Regions from separate parts of the Mus musculus genome. Here region 1 is linked to region 2. A link is a loop called in an ENCODE intact Hi-C map of the cell type or tissue named here. Cell type or tissue: heart. All regions are shown on one strand. Links, peaks and the distances in the headings refer to the core of each region. The heading gives the core; the rest is flanking DNA.

Region 1 (8,343 bases), core at 170-8,169, 640 kb before region 2:
GATAACATAAATTCATTTCCTCACAGCTCTAGAATCCAGAATATGAAAGATTTGGCTTCCTGATCAGGGCTCTATTTGGCTTAAAGAGAGATTTTTGGCTCTGTTCTCATTATGCTCATTATGTCTTCCTGTAGTATGGAGGGAGACTTTGAGACAGTGTTGTTGGCTAGGAAAGAGAGAGAGAGAGAGAGAGAGAGAGAGAGAGAGAGAGAGAGAAGAGGCAAGGTGGAAAAGAGAGAGAAAAAGATGTTACTTAACCAGACATGTTGGGAAAAACCTGTAATTTCATTATTTTGAAGGTGAAAACAAGAGAAGCAAGAATGAGCTTGTGAGCAATGTGGGCTATATAACGGCAACCAAATCCTGAAAACAAAGGAAAACAAAACAAACCACAAAAATTATTTTCTCTTTAAAAAAAGTTTACTTCTGGGATAGAGGTATCTCTTTATAAGTATTTGTAAACCACCAGACTTTAATCAAACTCCATTAACACCAAAGGCATGATCCTAAGACTTCACATGCCAAGTAATGAGGTTTTAAGTTTCTTTCTTTTTTTCTGTTCTGTACTCTCCAAGGAGGCATGGCAGGAATGCAGATTTACTAACATAACTTTGCAAAGAAAGGTGTTCTTCATGATAACATGGTTTGTTCATTTAAAAGTGAGTTTTGTGGAAGGTAAAAATTAAGTAATAAGGATAGACCACCTAGCTATTTAATCTTCTAGAATGGGTAAAAAGTATGAACATGATTTTCATATGTCAAAATCAAAAATTAACCATTGAAATGGAGATGAATAGTTCTCTAGTTAGATATTAGAGTCTCAGAGAGCTTTCATCAGTGAAGCTGCAATCCAGTTACATTTGCATTTCAAGGAGCATCCTACAGTATAGTTTAAAAGCCTGGGACTGTGAGCTGAATTTTCTGTCAAACCGAGAGCACCTTTATATAGCAACTGTGAATATTAAGCATTTGCTCTATGTACCTTTTTATCATAGAAAAATTAGTTAAATCGATTATTTTTTTAATTTAAAAAAATGAAATTGTACTATTTTAACCCATACTTTGCTTTGGTTAAAAGATGTCCCTGAGTGCACTGTTGCAAACCATCACCAGCTTCACAGGTCAGTGGTCAGTGGTTGATGAAGTACATGGCTTGTATGTGGTGGCCTGAACACTACTGTCCCTTTAATCTTATCTTCATTGTTATCTTCAAAACTTTAATAAAATGCTAGGAGCTATCTAAACCATAATCACTTTAGGTTTCAAAATAGCTAAAATACTGCCATTGTATCTGAAAGAAAAGAAAGCAAGATTCACCTTTAAAATGCCAAGTCCCTTTTAATATGCTTTTCATTAGCCTAAGAAAGTCACACAAATAATCCAGACACCATTGACAAAGCAGAGTATAGATTTTTTTCCTGTGGATGTAGCAAACAATACTCTTGAACTTCAACTACTAGTAGCTAATGCTGTCTTGGAGACATAAACTACAGGAGGCATTTACAAACAGTAATTCTAATTCTTTTAATAAGCTTTGAGAATGGTGAAATTCTAGTCTTCATTTTGCAGATAAAAGATAAAAGCTCAGAAGTAGCATATTCCTATTCATTTTTAGCAATGAGAGAGAGAGAGAGAGAGAGAGAGGGGGGAGAGAGAGGGAGAGAGAGAGAGAGAGAGAGAGAGGGAGAGGGAGAGAGAGAGAGAGAGAGAGAGAGAGAGAGAGAGAGAGAGAGAGAGAGAGAACAATTAGGCTGGTTTGTCTGCTTTGGGCAAACGATATTAATTTTGTCTCAATTGGCTTGTCAAATCTCTCAGTTTTCTCCTTGAAGGGGTGCAAAATGTTGAGAAGTAGAATTCCCTAAACCCTATGTAATTTTTTTATTAATTATTTATTTACTTTACAGCTTCCTCTCCCCCTGCCCTCCTAGTTCCTCCCTCTCACCTGCTCCCTATCAACCACTTTTCTCCTTTCTCCCCAGAAAAGGGGAACACTCACATGGATATCAGCCAGTCTTGGCATATCAAGTTCCAGTAGGACTAGGCACATCTTCTACAGAGGCTAGGCAAGGCAGCCCAGTTAGGGGAAGGGGATCTAAAGGCAGGCAATACAGTCAGAGACAGCCCCTGCCCCTGGTTTAGGAGGCCTACATAAAGACCAAGCTACACATCTGTTACATATGTGCAGAGGGCATGGGTCCACCCATGCTTTTTGGTCGGCAGTTCAGACTATAACCCCAGGTTAGTTGATTTTGTAGGTTTCCTTGTGTTGTCCTTGACTCCTCTAACTTTTTTAATCCTCAACCCCCTTTTCCATAGGATACCCCTAAAGGGATTCCACAAGATTTGGCTGTGGGTCTCTACAACATATTCCCTCAGTTTCTGGGTGAAGCCTCTTAGATGACATTTACGCTGGGCTCCTGTCTGTAATTATATCAGAATATCATTACTAGTTGCAGGGGTGACCTCTCTCTCATGGCATGGATTTCAGTCTGGGCCAGTAATTGATTGGCCATTCCCTCAAATTCTGCTCCAACTTTTACCCTAGCACATCTTATAGGCAGGAAAATTTTGGGTCAAAGCTTTTGTGGCTTGATTGGTGTTCCAATCCCTCCATTGGAGGACTTACCTGGTCCAGTTCAGGCTCCATATTCCTCATTGCTAGGGGAGGAAACAAATCTCTATGTGTTCCTTGTATGTAATTATCCTAGATGTGTCCATGTTACTTCTCCTTTGCCTGAAATTTGATCCAGGACTAAATAGTCACTGCTGGCAAAAAAAAAAAAAAATCTAGAGTATAAAAGAAGGTTTGTGACATTTTGGTGAGCTTCAAGATATGTCTGCCATATGTGACACTGTCAACTTTACTGAGATTCAAAATGAAAGTAAAAGATTAATAGAATAGATGTAGGTATATTTCTGTGCTTGAGTTTGTGGTTTGTTTTATTTTTGTTTCCTTTCTTCTGATTTAACTATTAATAATTAAATTCATTATAATGGGATTTTGTTTTGGTAAGGAATCTATTGCATGGCTTTCCCGAGGTTTCATTTTATTATAAGAGACATAAAAATTAAGTATGAGGAATCTTCTTCCATCAAAGGGATGCCATAAACTCCAAGGCCTAAGAGAGTCCATATAAACATGTGTCAGAGTTGCATAAGTGTCTGGAAACCCAGGTCTTCTCATCTGTGAAATTGGAATAAAAACAATATCTGTTGTACAGTATTGAAATGGGATTAAGATCACTGTGTATGGTGGTTTGAATGAAAATGGTTCCCATAAAGCTCATACGTTTGATTTCCTGTTTGCAAGTTGGTGGAACTGTTTAAAATAGTAGGAGGTGTGGTCTAGCTGGAGAGGGTCACGGGGGGCAGGCTTTTCAGGCTCAAAGGATTTGTGTGCTTCCCAGTTATCTCTCTCTCTGATTCTTATTTGTGGATTAACAGGCAAACTCAGCCGTTCCTGTCACCATCCACTACCACACATGCCAACCATCAAAGGCTTTCATTTATAAGTTGCCTTTCTCCCAAATTCTTTTTTTTCCATTTTTATTAGGTATTTAGCTCATTTAAATTTCCAATGCTATACCAAAAGTTCCCCTACCCACCCACTCCCCCTTTTTGGCCCTGGTGTTCCCCTGTACTGGGGCATATAAAGTTTGCAAGTCCAATGGGCCTCTCTTTGCAGTGATGGCCGACTAGGCCATCTTTTGATACATATGCAGCTAAAGACAAGAGCTCCGGGGTACTGCTTAGTTCATATTGTTGTTCTACCTATAGGGTTGCAGTTCCCTTAAGTTCCTTGGGTACTTTCTCTAGTTCCTCCATTGGGGGCCCTGTGGTCCATTCAATAGCTGACTGTGAGCATCCACTTCTGTGTTTGCTAGGCCCTGGCATAGTCTCACAAGAGACAGCTATATCTGGGTCCTTTCAGCAAAATCTTACTAGTGTATGCAATGGTGTCAGCATTTGGAAGCTGATCATGGGATGGATCTCTGGATATGGCAATCACTAGATGGTCCATCCTTTCGTCACACTTCCAAATTTTGTCTCCCAAATTCTTATTACAACAGTAGACAAGTAACCAAACAGTCACAGAGCAACTAGGATCTCATGAAAAGGATAGTAATGATGTTAAGTACTGTGCTTTCTATCTTCAATAACCCATAAAAACTAAAATAAGCAAACATTGTTATAAGAACAAGATTTCTGAGCAAATATCCAAACTGAGGACAGCACACAAGTCCATTTTTCTAATCCTGATAATATATCACAAAAAAGGATGGCTCTGCAGATAATGATGCTTACCACTGAAGTTGGTAACATATTTTCTGTAATTAACCATGGACATATTACCCAGAATAAGGTCATATCTTTAAATTAGTTCTAGCTATTTCATAGAATAAAATTCTACCTACAAGGTAGAGCTCACACTGTTATTCTATTCCTGAGCTTTAGAGGGCAGTAAAGGAGTTGTTTGAAAAATATCTACTTGATAGAGGAAAAAAACGTTCTTTCACAAGTTATTTCTATAAGTAAGTGAAGATGTTACCTCCTATGGCAGCAGTTCTCAACCTCTGGGTTGTGAACTGTTTGCAGGTCACATATCAGATATCCTGGATGTCATATATTTACATTATGATTAATAAGAGTAGCAAAATTACAGTTAAGATATAGCAAAAAAAAAATAATTTTATGGTTGTGGAGTTACAACAATATGAGGAACTGTATCCAAAGGTCACAACAATGGAAAGTCTGAGAACACTGTTATAGGTCATTTGGTGTGTAGAGGACATATTCTCCTATAACAAAAATGTACCCTGAACTGATACTAGCTTGTGGAGAAATTCAAGTAGAATTTTAAAAGGGGGCTATTGACTCTAATAAAATAATTTAGATTTTTTTGTAAAAGCTCTATATGTGTTTGTACTGTACAGTATCTACTGAGAAAACAGGAATCATTTTAGAGAACTGTGAATGGAGTTAAGAGAAGGTCAGACCATGTGAGGCCAACTGATGTTTGCACATGGGCAAAATCAACAGTTACTTAAGAGCCTAGAAACATACCAACTGGAAAGGGAAACACAACTTGTTTTTACATGTAGCTGGAATTCACTGCCAGAGACTTTTTAACAATTAGAATATTCAACATCCAAATGGGGAAAGCATTCTTTCAGTGGATGTGAACCGTAAAAGCATATCATTTGCTTTAAACAACAATTCACAATGTAGCTTTCAGGTGCTCATGAAAAGTAAAAACAGGGATTTCTCCTCCTGCCTTTCCTTTCCTGTCTCAGAGATGTGCAATGTTACAGAGTATAAATTAGCATATATTAGTAGGAATTAGTACGATTCTATTCTCTCAGAGTGTCTGACCCTTTTAGGTCTAGTTAGCCCCTTCTAAAACCTGAGCCATCTTATTATAAAGCGTTGTAAGTCTCGGGGTTACTGAACAAGTTTAGTGAAAAATCAGAGCTACATTCTCAGTTTTCTCTTTGTCCAAAGCATCTTTCTTGAGCCCGTTCTGTACTGGTAACTGGATGTTGCTTGTATCTGGAACTTTGTTCCACTGCTAGGCAAGAGCTTGAGTGAAGGAGCTGTTCCATCAGCACTTGCTCCCTTGCCTGCAGGATCTCCCAGGAGCTACCAGCACTAACCCAGTGCTCACTGCTTACATGAAGGAGATATCAAAACACCTAAAGTTGTGCTTTACCTTGAACAACATCCATTGCTATGAGGATTTCCACTACTCAAATAGCCCAGGCATGAAACATTAGAACTGGTCAAAAGATCGTGCTTATTGGAGGCCGTGCTGTAAGTTCTTAGATTTCAGAAATGAGTCCTGGTGGTTTTCAGTCTATCAGGAAACAACATATTCTTTTATTCAAAAGTCAGAGTCAGAGTGACAGGACATCAAGTCAGAGAGATCCTAGGATTTTCAAAATCTCACTATCAAGAATCTTATCAGGCTTTGGCATGCCTCTGGTAAATTCAACAAGACTGTCGGTGTGAGTACTACATATCCAGGATAATATCCACCGTTTGTTATTTACTGGCTTCTGTCCTTTTTAATAGAAATATTGTCCTGATATAAGGTCAGAGTGTTCACATTGCTTAACCAATAACTGTCACCTGATCTTAGATCATATTTCACCGTCCACAGGGACAATGGACACATTGTGATGTTGAATTACAGATAACTAAGCAGGCCAGACCAGGACTGAATCCAAATCCAGGCAATTATTCACCCCTCCTTCTAAGGTTCCATACCTTAGGAAGTGGTACTCCTTCTTCACTTCATTGCCTCCTCTCAGGCATCTCTCTGAGAAAATTAAACTCATCTAGCATTTTGGGAACAGGCTTAGAAAAAAAAAACAATAAGGAATATTTCTCAGGAAGTTATCTATATTTTCTTACTTTCTGGATATCCATTTTTCCATAGTGATGGTCAAAGCTGTACCAACATCAGGTACAACAAGAGAAACAACCTCACTCCATCACTCAGAAGTTGAAGTTGGAGTCAATACCCAAGACACAAAATATTTATCAATCACAGTTTGAATAACAGCAGCAAGAGGGCAACTGAATTCTAAAGTTTTATCAGTTCCAGGTAAAGGTAAACAGAGTTCCAGGGCTACATCAGAGAACATGGGAAAGTCACACAGGGATTTCTGTGGATAGGAAAGGGTAAAGCTGGAGAAGACTCTGTCCTTGGATGCTTTCTGCTTCCACTGTCCTTAAGAAGCTTCCGCTTCATTCTAATTCTCTATTTCTAGCTCTAACCATTTATGATAAGAACAATTTCCTTCAGAGAAGAGTTTGATCCATGAGCTGGATCCATGAGATCCATCTGTAAGGCATTTTCTCTATTTGTAGGAAGGTGCAGAGGTTCCCCCCACCATTACCCATCCCCTTCTCTGAGAAGGTGGGCCCACCTTGGGTAACTCCTACCCTAGCCCAACAAGTCTGTATGGCTGGTTTTGTGTCAACTTGACACAAGCTAGAGTTATCACAGAGAAAAGAGCCTCACTTGAGGAAATGCCTCCATGAGATCCAGCTGTAAGGCATTTTCTCAATTAATGATCAAGGGTGGGTGGTGCCATCCCTATAAGAGAGCAAGCTGGGCAATCCAGAAACCAAGCCAGTAAGCAACATTCCTCTATGGCTTCTGCATCCATTGCTGCCTCCAAGTTCCTGCCCTGTATGAGTTCCTGTTCTGACTTCCTTTGGTGATGAACAGCAATGTGGAAGTGTAAGCTGAGTAAACCCTTTCCTCCCAACATGCTTCTTGGTCATGATGTTTTGATCAGGAAGAGAAACCCTGACTAAGACAAATTGGCATAAGCATAGTGAAGTATTCCTGTGACAACCAGACTATATTCTGGGGAGGACTGTGGAAGGACTTTGGAACTTTGACCTAGAAGAGCCATTGGGTGTTAAGAGATCTGTGGGATATTCTATAGGCACTTGCAATATAATGTGTAGAACACTGTAAAGGATGGAGGCCTGGCTTGTAAAATTTCAGAAGGGAGATTAAGGACTTATAAAAGCCGTTGCTATTTTGATTGTGAAGACTTTGTTGTTTTGGTTAGCTGGAACTGAAGAATCAGCTGTGATTAACAAGATACCAGGACTACTAAAGTGAAAACTTTGCATTACTGGGATGATTGATGCTGGTTAGCTGGAATTATGAAATTAGCAGTAAGAAGAGACCAGCATCACTAAGGTTAAATATTCTGGGAAGTGTTTCCTGAAAGTACAAAGAGGCCATGTTCCGGAGATAGCCAAAGTTGTACCTTGTGCTGTGGCTGGATTTTTTAATGTGTAAGAGTCACCAGGTGGTACAGGTTTTAAAGTCATGAAGAGGTCAGGAGGAGCAGCTGAGTCTCAACAGTGTGAGAGGCCATGGAAGGCAATTTGTAAAAGTATAGCCTCAGTTGCAATTGATGGCCCAGGACTGAATATATCATTAAAAGGAGTTGAGATTTGGTACCATGAAGAGAGCCTTTGAGAGACTATTGGTGAAATCTAGTTGCAGCTGAAGACAGTAGTGGTTTGGAGATGCCAGTACCATGAGATGACTACTAAGAATAGCAGCAGCAGAGGAGTACAGCCAGCTGGAACCTAGAAGATTAGGTGTTTGCTACAAGGGGCAGAGCTGGAGAGATGACCCAAGCCTTTGGAGGACCCCAGATGATGGTGAGTAGATCCCAGACATTGGACAGTTAGAGTTTGATTTTGATTTTACTGTGACTGTGACTGTGCTCTGTTTTTCCCTCTTGAAGAAAGAAAGTGTTTTAGTGGAGCCCACAGTAAAAAGGTTTTGAATTTTATAAGAAATTGTAT
Region 2 (8,343 bases), core at 185-8,184:
TTCTCCCTATACACTAAAACTGATCAATAGGAAAGGAAAAACACTGTGTTTATTCTACTTAATCTTGTAGAGATCAAAGAACAAAATTAACACTATCTTGGTGAACTTTATTTTGAACCACCTTGAGGGGGGGGGGAGATTCAAGTCATAGTATTTTACTGTACTTTAAAAAGAACAGTTGTCTCTCTTGCCTAAAAGGAGAGAGAAATCACATAGCTGCAGACACACTTGGGCCAGGATTCCAACAGCAAGTTCAGGAAGCTTTCAAACTACTCTCATTTTTTTTTTTTAATATTTTTTTATTACGTATCTTCCTCAATTACATTTCCAATGCTATCCCAAAAGTCCCCCATAACCTCCCCCCAACTCCCCTACCCACCCATTCCCACTTCTTGGCCCCATTTGCTGACCTGATAGCTCCAGAAAAGGATCAGGGTATAGTCACATGATGGCCTTGGGCCAATTTCAGTCTCGTGAGGAATGACGACTTTTCTGACTTTTCTGCTCAGCTTCCTTTCCATCCTTCCTTTTCTTTCTCCTTCTCTCCCTGTATCTCCAATCTTCTGGTTCTTCCATTATACTTTTCTTTTACACGAAGATCCCTAAGCCTTGAAGTAAGGAGTAAGATAAAAACACCTGACTCAGGACTGAGTGCTCTAAGCTCTCACTCTCTACACATTCTCCAGCTGGGGGTCTCTGTAGTAATTATCATCTACTGAAAGGTGAAACTTCTCTTATGCCCTAATTTATGAATATAGCAATATATCATTAGAAATCATTTTACTGTTGTATTTATTTAGCAGAACAATAGTAGCCCCCACCCCCAAATCATTTTCTAAGTGTAGGACTAGGAAAATGTCCCTTAAAAAGTCACATCAGTTGAGCAAACTGAAGGGTGGTAAGAAACAATACACAAACTGCCATTGCTCCAACTCTTTGCTTTGACAAAAAGTGTCCATTTTCAGCTAAACATTTTAAGAATCAGAGAAACTGTTTTTCATCTTCCTAGGGATCCTAGGGGATAGAAAAGCAGAAGAGGTTGGCAGTGTGTTGAGAGGTTATGTAAGGACTACACCACCCCTGAATTTTTCATCTTCCAATAGAGATAACCAAGTGTAATGTTATGATGATTTAAATTCAGATACTTGTCCCTTTCTGAGAAGCAGTGAGGTTAACAACTGACAAATGAGAAAATAAAAGTATCTGGGAGTGACTACAAGGAACTGTTGGTTTTTCTTCCTTGTGTGTAAAGAACATAAAACCTTCAGCTGTATGCATCCCTAGAGAAAGAGCTGATATCCCAGACTCATCCAAAGAGAGTTTCAAATAGGCTCTCTTGCTGATTGGAATAATAATTTTACCATATTTGCAAATAAATGTCTTGAGCATACATAGGCTCTTAGAATGAAAACATGCAGCTGTGAAGCAGAAGTAGTAGGGCTTGAGTTATTGAATGATTCTTTTATATGCCTAGTCTCCCTGGGTATTTTGGGGGAGTCAACTTTTATGTATTCAATAAACCAGTGCATATGTTCTATTTAAACTATTGTAGTTAATGAACAGAAAGAGAGGATTTTACTACTTCAGTTCCTGCGGTAAATATATGAAGGCAGTGAGCTACCTGCCTCTCATAGCCTCCAGTCCTGCCAGCCCTCATAACTCCATTTATACTCCTTCTATATATGCATATAGTTCAAGATACTTCTGAAATAGTAGTCTTAGATATGGCTTTTCAACATCCCTAAAAATTGAGCAATCAAAGACTGAAGCAAAGAATTGGAGCAATTGTAACTTATTATTGCTTACCACAGCTTAAGTCCTAATGATATATTTAACTCTGAAAATATCATCAAGGATGCCCCAGTAGGACTTTCAGCAAGAAACAGACCCACCAAAATCAACTCAATCATGCACATATCACAAAAATAATTACGACCATTGTCATTAATAGGAGTGAAAAACAGACGCAACAATAGTTCCTACACAGAGATCAACAATTCTGAGTTAGCTATATTATTAAGAAAAGCAATGGGTTTTCTCTGTGTTCTTGCCTTTTTTTTTTTTTTTTTCAAACTTTGGAGATGAGAGGAAGACATCTTGATTCTCAGATTTTCTAACACTTTTATCCAGCTGTGATAAATTCACCTTCTGCCAGAACATGATAGTTGAGGAGAAGCAAGAATCCACAGGGGGCAAGGACGGGCCTGCCCTCCACTCCTGTTGGTTCTCTTTAAAGACAGCCTCATGCAGAGTCGGATCTAAATAATTATACATGGAGTAAATACTATGAAAGAATTAGAAACTCCATTCTAATGAATGAATGAACTACTCTATGTATCTAATGGGACTGGAACTTTTACTGAGTACATTATGCAATTGATCCCTCAGTTCTCCCCAAATGCCTATATAACAGGTGTAACTGTCCCCTATATGTGGTTGAATTCATAGATGTAGATCTAACACATATTGATAGCAAACTGTATATTTCACCTTAAGAATGGCTGATCTTGAGTTACCTGTATGAGATCATCACAGTTGGACACATTGACCATCTCTTTAGTTGATGTTCACATCACAGATTTTCATCTTTCTCTTCTTGGCTTCTCTGTATCCTACAGGTTTTAAAAGTCACTTGCTTTTGGATGTCTCTAGAGTTCTTCCAGGCTTAGCCCTTCCACAGTTTCTCACTGCACTCATCACCACAGTCACAAAATGACGATGCTCAGCTTGTGTTCACCTTATCAAATAGAGCTAAGCTGCACATGAAGGCCCTCCTCTGCAATATTTATTGCCTTAATTCTGACTTACTTTTCATGACCTCCCATACAGACTATATTTCTAAAATCCACACTGAAGAGAGTTGGGGATATGGCTCAGTGAGTGAGGTCCTGGGTTCCATTCCCAATATATAGACATACTTTTGATAGTTAATGTGAGCTGTCATCTTGTCAGATCCAAAGTCAAGACTCCCCTTGGGGGTGGGCATCTGAGCATCACTATGAGGGATTACCTGGACTGTATTAGTTGGGCTAGGAAGACCCATTTCAGAATAGAAGACAAGAGCAGACAGCAGAAGCGTACATTCACTTGCACTCCGCTTCTGCCTATGGCTTCAGTGTTTCCCAATACCAAGTGGCTGCAGTTTGTGTATGACTTATCTTCATTTTAATCTCATTGGTAAATAACCACAGATGTGCATACCAATTTCAAAGGTTAAAACTACTTCCTAATAAAACAATGAAGCAGGCCTGTATGGTGGGACTCCACACACACAGTATTTTCACACTCAAATTTTGTAATTTGTTTTTGTTGTTGTATCAGTTTTCTTCTTGTTTCTAAGACCTCCCACCACCACTATTGTTGTTATTATTAATAATTATTATTATTAATGTCATTAAAGCCAATTGTGGCTCTAGCACCAGAAGATGAACATACATTTAGGCTGAGCTGCTCCCCTGTAATAATCAAGAAAGTATGAAATAACGTCTCTGGCATCCTATCATTAAAACAGTTAAGTTCTCTAGGTATTCAATTTAGGAGCAAGGCTCACTGATACATTTCTTAAGGAACAAATAGCTTTCTTGCAAGAAATGTAGCTGGATATACATCAGGCTTAGGGAAAGAAAAACCCTGAAAAATAAGGCCCAGCAATTGTGATTCCAGTTAACATAGAGGGCACTACTGCCCCCTTGTGCCTCAACATGACATTAAACCATAAAGAATGTTCCAGGGCAACTGTCACCTGAGCTGCAGAGAGCCCTGTGAAGAGTTCTGTTGCTGATGGCTGAAATTAACTAGGCCTGGCATCATGTAGCACTCTCATCTGGAGGCAGGGCACAATAACATACCTGCAGAATGACTTTCTTTGTAATGCAATCTTCTGACCCTCTTGCAAATTGTTTCTTCAGAATCATGAAGAACCACCAGGAGAAAGCAAATGAAAATAAAAGTTTCTCAAGTCATTACAATAGGCAGAATGTATGCATCAGGATAAACACGAATTTGACATACAGCCAATCTTCAGAGTCCCAGGGCTGCTCCAGGAAACCCCAGCTTGCAGCTGGTAATAAGAGAAGAGAGACTAAAGAAACACAGGAATACATGTGCACCCAACACACATGTATGCACATTTGCCATGTATTGTCTCACAAATGAGCACATGCATATGCAGACATAAAAAGCTAGCTTTTCCACAGTCTTCTGCCCAGTAAGTTTCAGAATATTAGTTTCTTAGATCTTTGTGTGTATGTGTTCAATATGCAAGAATGAAATAGGCTGAAGGAAGCCTCTTGGCAGGTATGGATCTGCCTGCTGATTTGTCCCTGCAGCCCCAGGTCCAGATAAGTGGAATAACTGTCTAACAAATAACAACTTATTCTTGTTTTAGTGAATTCATGGGTTTCAAAGGCAGTGTGATAAAATTATCCAATGTTTTTTTTTTTTGGCTTTCATAGTTACAATTAATGTTTATGAAAAAACTCAGTTAAATTTAAATTTCTGTTCTCCAACTCCAGTTCAAATCTCAGGCCCCTGATTAAACCTCTGCTTAACAATGGCAAAGTTCCTTAACCTATACTGAGCTCATTTGTTGCAAACCATGTGGGAAAATATCTGCCTCCTCTACCTGTTATGAGGATTTAATGAGAACACGACATCTTCTCCACTGCCTGGCCCAGTGCCCAGCAAACCATGGGCAATCATTAAAAGTTAGTTTTCTTCATCTGGCCCAGCCCCTACCCTCCCTCAAGTCTTCTTTGGTTATACTTCAGGTGTTTCAAACTCTGAATCTACCCAAAACAATTCAACTGTTTCTATCCATCTATTTGATAATCACTGATGGAAAAACCATTACCAAACTTATTTCAAAACATGAACTCATTTTTTGTCTTCATATTCTGTTATGTGATGCAATAAAATTGCAAGAAGATTATAGCTTCGGTTAGGATGATTTTTTTACAACCGGAAGTGGAGAATCATTCAATAGCATTGTCATAGCCAGTGAGGAATGTGTCTAAGCTCATATTAGAAGTTCATCAAAGACAGGTCTAATGAAGTTAGCAAGGATTCAGAAGTAGCTCGTGTGCTAGAAGGCAAAAGTTCAACTTTGAGGAAACAAATGTTTGCAAAACCACCCAACTACACCTTCCTATTCATATGAATATCAGCCTCAGGATATTTTACTCATTTTGATGGAAACACTCCAATTTTTCTGTTGAGACTTTTTAAAAAAAAATTTTTTTTATCTTTTCATCTTTTTTAATTTATTTTTTATTAGGTATTTTCCTCGTTTACACTTTCAATGCTATCCCAAAAGTCCCCCATACCCACCCACCCCCAATCCCCTACCCACCCACTCCCCCTTTTTGGCCCTGGGGTTCCCCTGTACTGGGGCATACAAAGTTTGCAAGTCCAATGGGCCTCTCTTTCCAGTGATGGCCGACTAGACCATCTTTTGATACATATGCAGCTAGAGACAAGAGCTCTGGGGGACTGGTTAGTTCATATTGTTGTTCCACCTATAGGGTTGCAGATCCCTTTAGCTCCTTGGGTAATTTCTCTAGCTCCTCCATTGGGGGCCCTGTGGTCCATACAATAGCTGACTGTGATCATCTACTTCTGTGTTTCCTAGGCCTCGGCATATTCTCACAAGAGACAGCTATATCTGGGTCCTTTCAGCAAAATCTTGCTAGTATATGCAATGGTGTCAGCGTTTGGAAGCTGATTATGGGATGGATCCCTGCATATGGCAATCACTAGATGGTCCATCCTTTCGTCACAGCTCCATACTTTGTCTCTGTAACTCCTTCCATGGGTGTTTTGTTCCCATTTCCAAGAAGGGGCAAAGTGTGCATTCATTCACATATGCGCATCTGCACACAGCATGTGGAAACCAGAAATAGATGGACATCATCACTCATATGCGATCCCTCTCCACTTTCTACTTTTTTTTCGTTTTATGCTTTTTTGTTTTTTTGCTTTTCGAGACGGGTTTTTCCGTATACACCTGGCTGTCCTGTAACTCACTCTGTAGACCAGGCTGGCCTAGAACTCAGAAATTCGCCTGCCTCTGCCTCCCAAGTGCTGGGATTAAAGGCGTGCGCCACCACGCCCGGCTTCTGCTTCTTTTTTTTTTTTTCTTTCCATTTTTTAATAGGTATTTAGCTCATTTACATTTCCAATGCTATACCAAAAGTCCCCCATACCCACCCACCCCCACTCCCCTACCCACCCACTCCCCCTTTTTGGCCCTGGCATTCCCCTGTTCTGGGGCATATAAAGTTTGTGTGTCCAATGGGCCTCTCTTTCCAGTGATGGCCGACTAGGCCATCTTTTGATACATATGCAGCTAGAGTCAAGAGCTCCGGGGTACTGGTTAGTTCATAATGTTGATCCACCTATAGGGTTGCAGATCCCTTTAGCTCCTTGGGTACTTTCTCTAGCTCCTCCATTGGGAGCCCTGTGATCCATCCATTAGCTGACTGTGGGTATCCACTTCTGTGTTTGCTAGGCCCCGGTATAGTCTCACAAGAGACAGCTACATCTGGGTCCTTTTGATAAAATCTTGCTAGTGTATGCAATGGTGTCAGCGTTTGGATGCTGATTATGGGGTGGATCCCTGGATAAGGCAGTCTCTACATGGTCCATCCTTTCATCTTAGCTCCAATCTTTGTCTCTGTAACTCCTTCCAAGGGTGTTTTGTTCCCACTTCTAAGGAGGGGCATGTGTCCACACTTCAGTCTTCATTTTTCTTGAGTTTCATGTGTTTAGGAAATTGTATCTTATATATTGGGTAGCCTAGGTTTTGGGCTAATATCCACTAATCAGTGAGTACATATTGTGTGAGGTCCTTTGTGAATGTGTTACCTCACTCAGGATGATGCCCTCCAGGTCCATCCATTTGGCTAGGAATTTCATAAATTCATTCTTTTTAATAGCTGAGTAGTACTCCATTGTGTAGATGTACCACATTTTCTGTATCTATTCCTCTGTTGAGGGGCATCTGGGTTCTTTCCAGCTTCTGGCTATTATAAATAAGGCTGCTATGAACATAGTGAAGCATGTGTCCTTCTTACCAGTTGGGGCATCTTCTGGATATATGCCCAGGAGAGGTATTGCTGGATCCTCCGGTAGTACTATGTCCAATTTTCTGAGGAACCGACAGACTGATTTCCAGAGTGGTTGTACAAGCTTGCAATCCCACCAACAATGGAGGAGTGTTCCTCTTTCTCCACATCCTCGCCAGCATCTGCTGTCACCTGAGTTTTTGATCTTAGCCATTCTGACTGGTGTGAGGTGGAATCTCAGGGTTGTTTTGATTTGCATTTCCCTGATGATTAAGGATGTTGAACATTTTTTCAGGTGCTTCTCTGCCATTCGGTATTCCTCAGGTGAGAATTCTTTGTTCAGTTCTGAGCCCCATTTTTTAATGGGGTTATTTGATTTTCTGAAGTCCACCTTCTTGAGTTCTTTATATATGTTGGATATTACTGCCGCCTTCCAGGTCACCCCTTCTTACAATCCTTCCTCCATCCCCCCTTCCTCTACTCCTCTGGGCAGGTGGCTTCCCCCAGGGTATCCATCCACCGTGGCACACCAAGACTCTGTGAAGCTAGGCACATCCTCTCCCACTGAGGTCAGAAAAGGCAGCCCAGCTAAAAGAACATATGCCACACAAAGGCAACAGATTTTGGGATAGTTTCCACTCCAGTTGTTCGGGACCCACATGAAAACCAAGCTGCACATCTGCTACATATGTACAGGGAGCCCTAAGTTCAGCCCATGTGTGTCCTTTTCTTGGTGGTTTGGCGTTTTCATTTCTGGGAGCCCCAAGGGTCTAGGTTAGTTGACTCTGGTCTTCCTATGAAGATTCTATCCCCTTCTGTGCCCACAATTCTTCCTCCTATTCTTCCATAAGAATCCCCAAGTTCCATTCACCTTTGGATGGGTGTCTGCATCTGTCTGAGACAGACTGGTTGGAGCCTCTCAGAGGACAACTATGTTAGACTCCTGTTTACAAGCATAATAGAGTATCATTAACAGTGTCAGAGATTGATGCTTGCCCATGGGATGGGTATCAAGTTGGGCCAGTTATTGGTTGGCCAGTCCCTCAGTCTCTGCTCCATCCCCACTCTCTGTACTTCTTATAGACAGGATGAATTTTTTCAGGTCAAAAGTTTTGCGGGTAAAACTTTTTTTGTTGGTGTCCCTATTGCTCCACTGGAGTTCCTGTGAATTTTTATTCTATTGATCTTGTTTCAGTATTACTAGGTTGATGTCATGCCAACCTGAAAGTGATTTCAAATAATAAGATCTGCATAATGATCTCGGTGGCGGCAATAAGTA

The links. A loop is a pair of places that touch in the nucleus more often than their neighbours do. Peaks named below come from ENCODE experiments on the same cell type or tissue, not always from the same donor. Only the 100,000 strongest peaks of a DNase experiment are listed, where the experiment ranks them.
Region 1: it touches region 2 in a loop (10-fold over the local background); 10 of 42 quality-filtered maps call a loop at or near these places.

The regions. Positions count from the first base shown.
Region 1 is chr5:49,061,961-49,070,303 of GRCm38, reverse strand. All of the region lies in intron 1 of Kcnip4 (Kv channel interacting protein 4), which reads left to right. Among named protein-coding and RNA genes, the nearest start is that of Kcnip4, 460 kb to the left of the region's middle. In heart, for the core only: a CTCF peak has its summit at 4,452; no DNase peak of the experiment used is centred there.
Region 2 is chr5:48,426,013-48,434,355 of GRCm38, reverse strand. All of the region lies in intron 3 of Kcnip4 (Kv channel interacting protein 4), which reads left to right. It overlaps Gm52772 (a long non-coding RNA gene), which reads right to left and starts at 4,416. Exons shown (of 3, transcript XR_003955741.1): 1 at 3,849-4,416; 2 at 411-608. In heart, for the core only: a CTCF peak has its summit at 3,683 (motif pointing left); no DNase peak of the experiment used is centred there.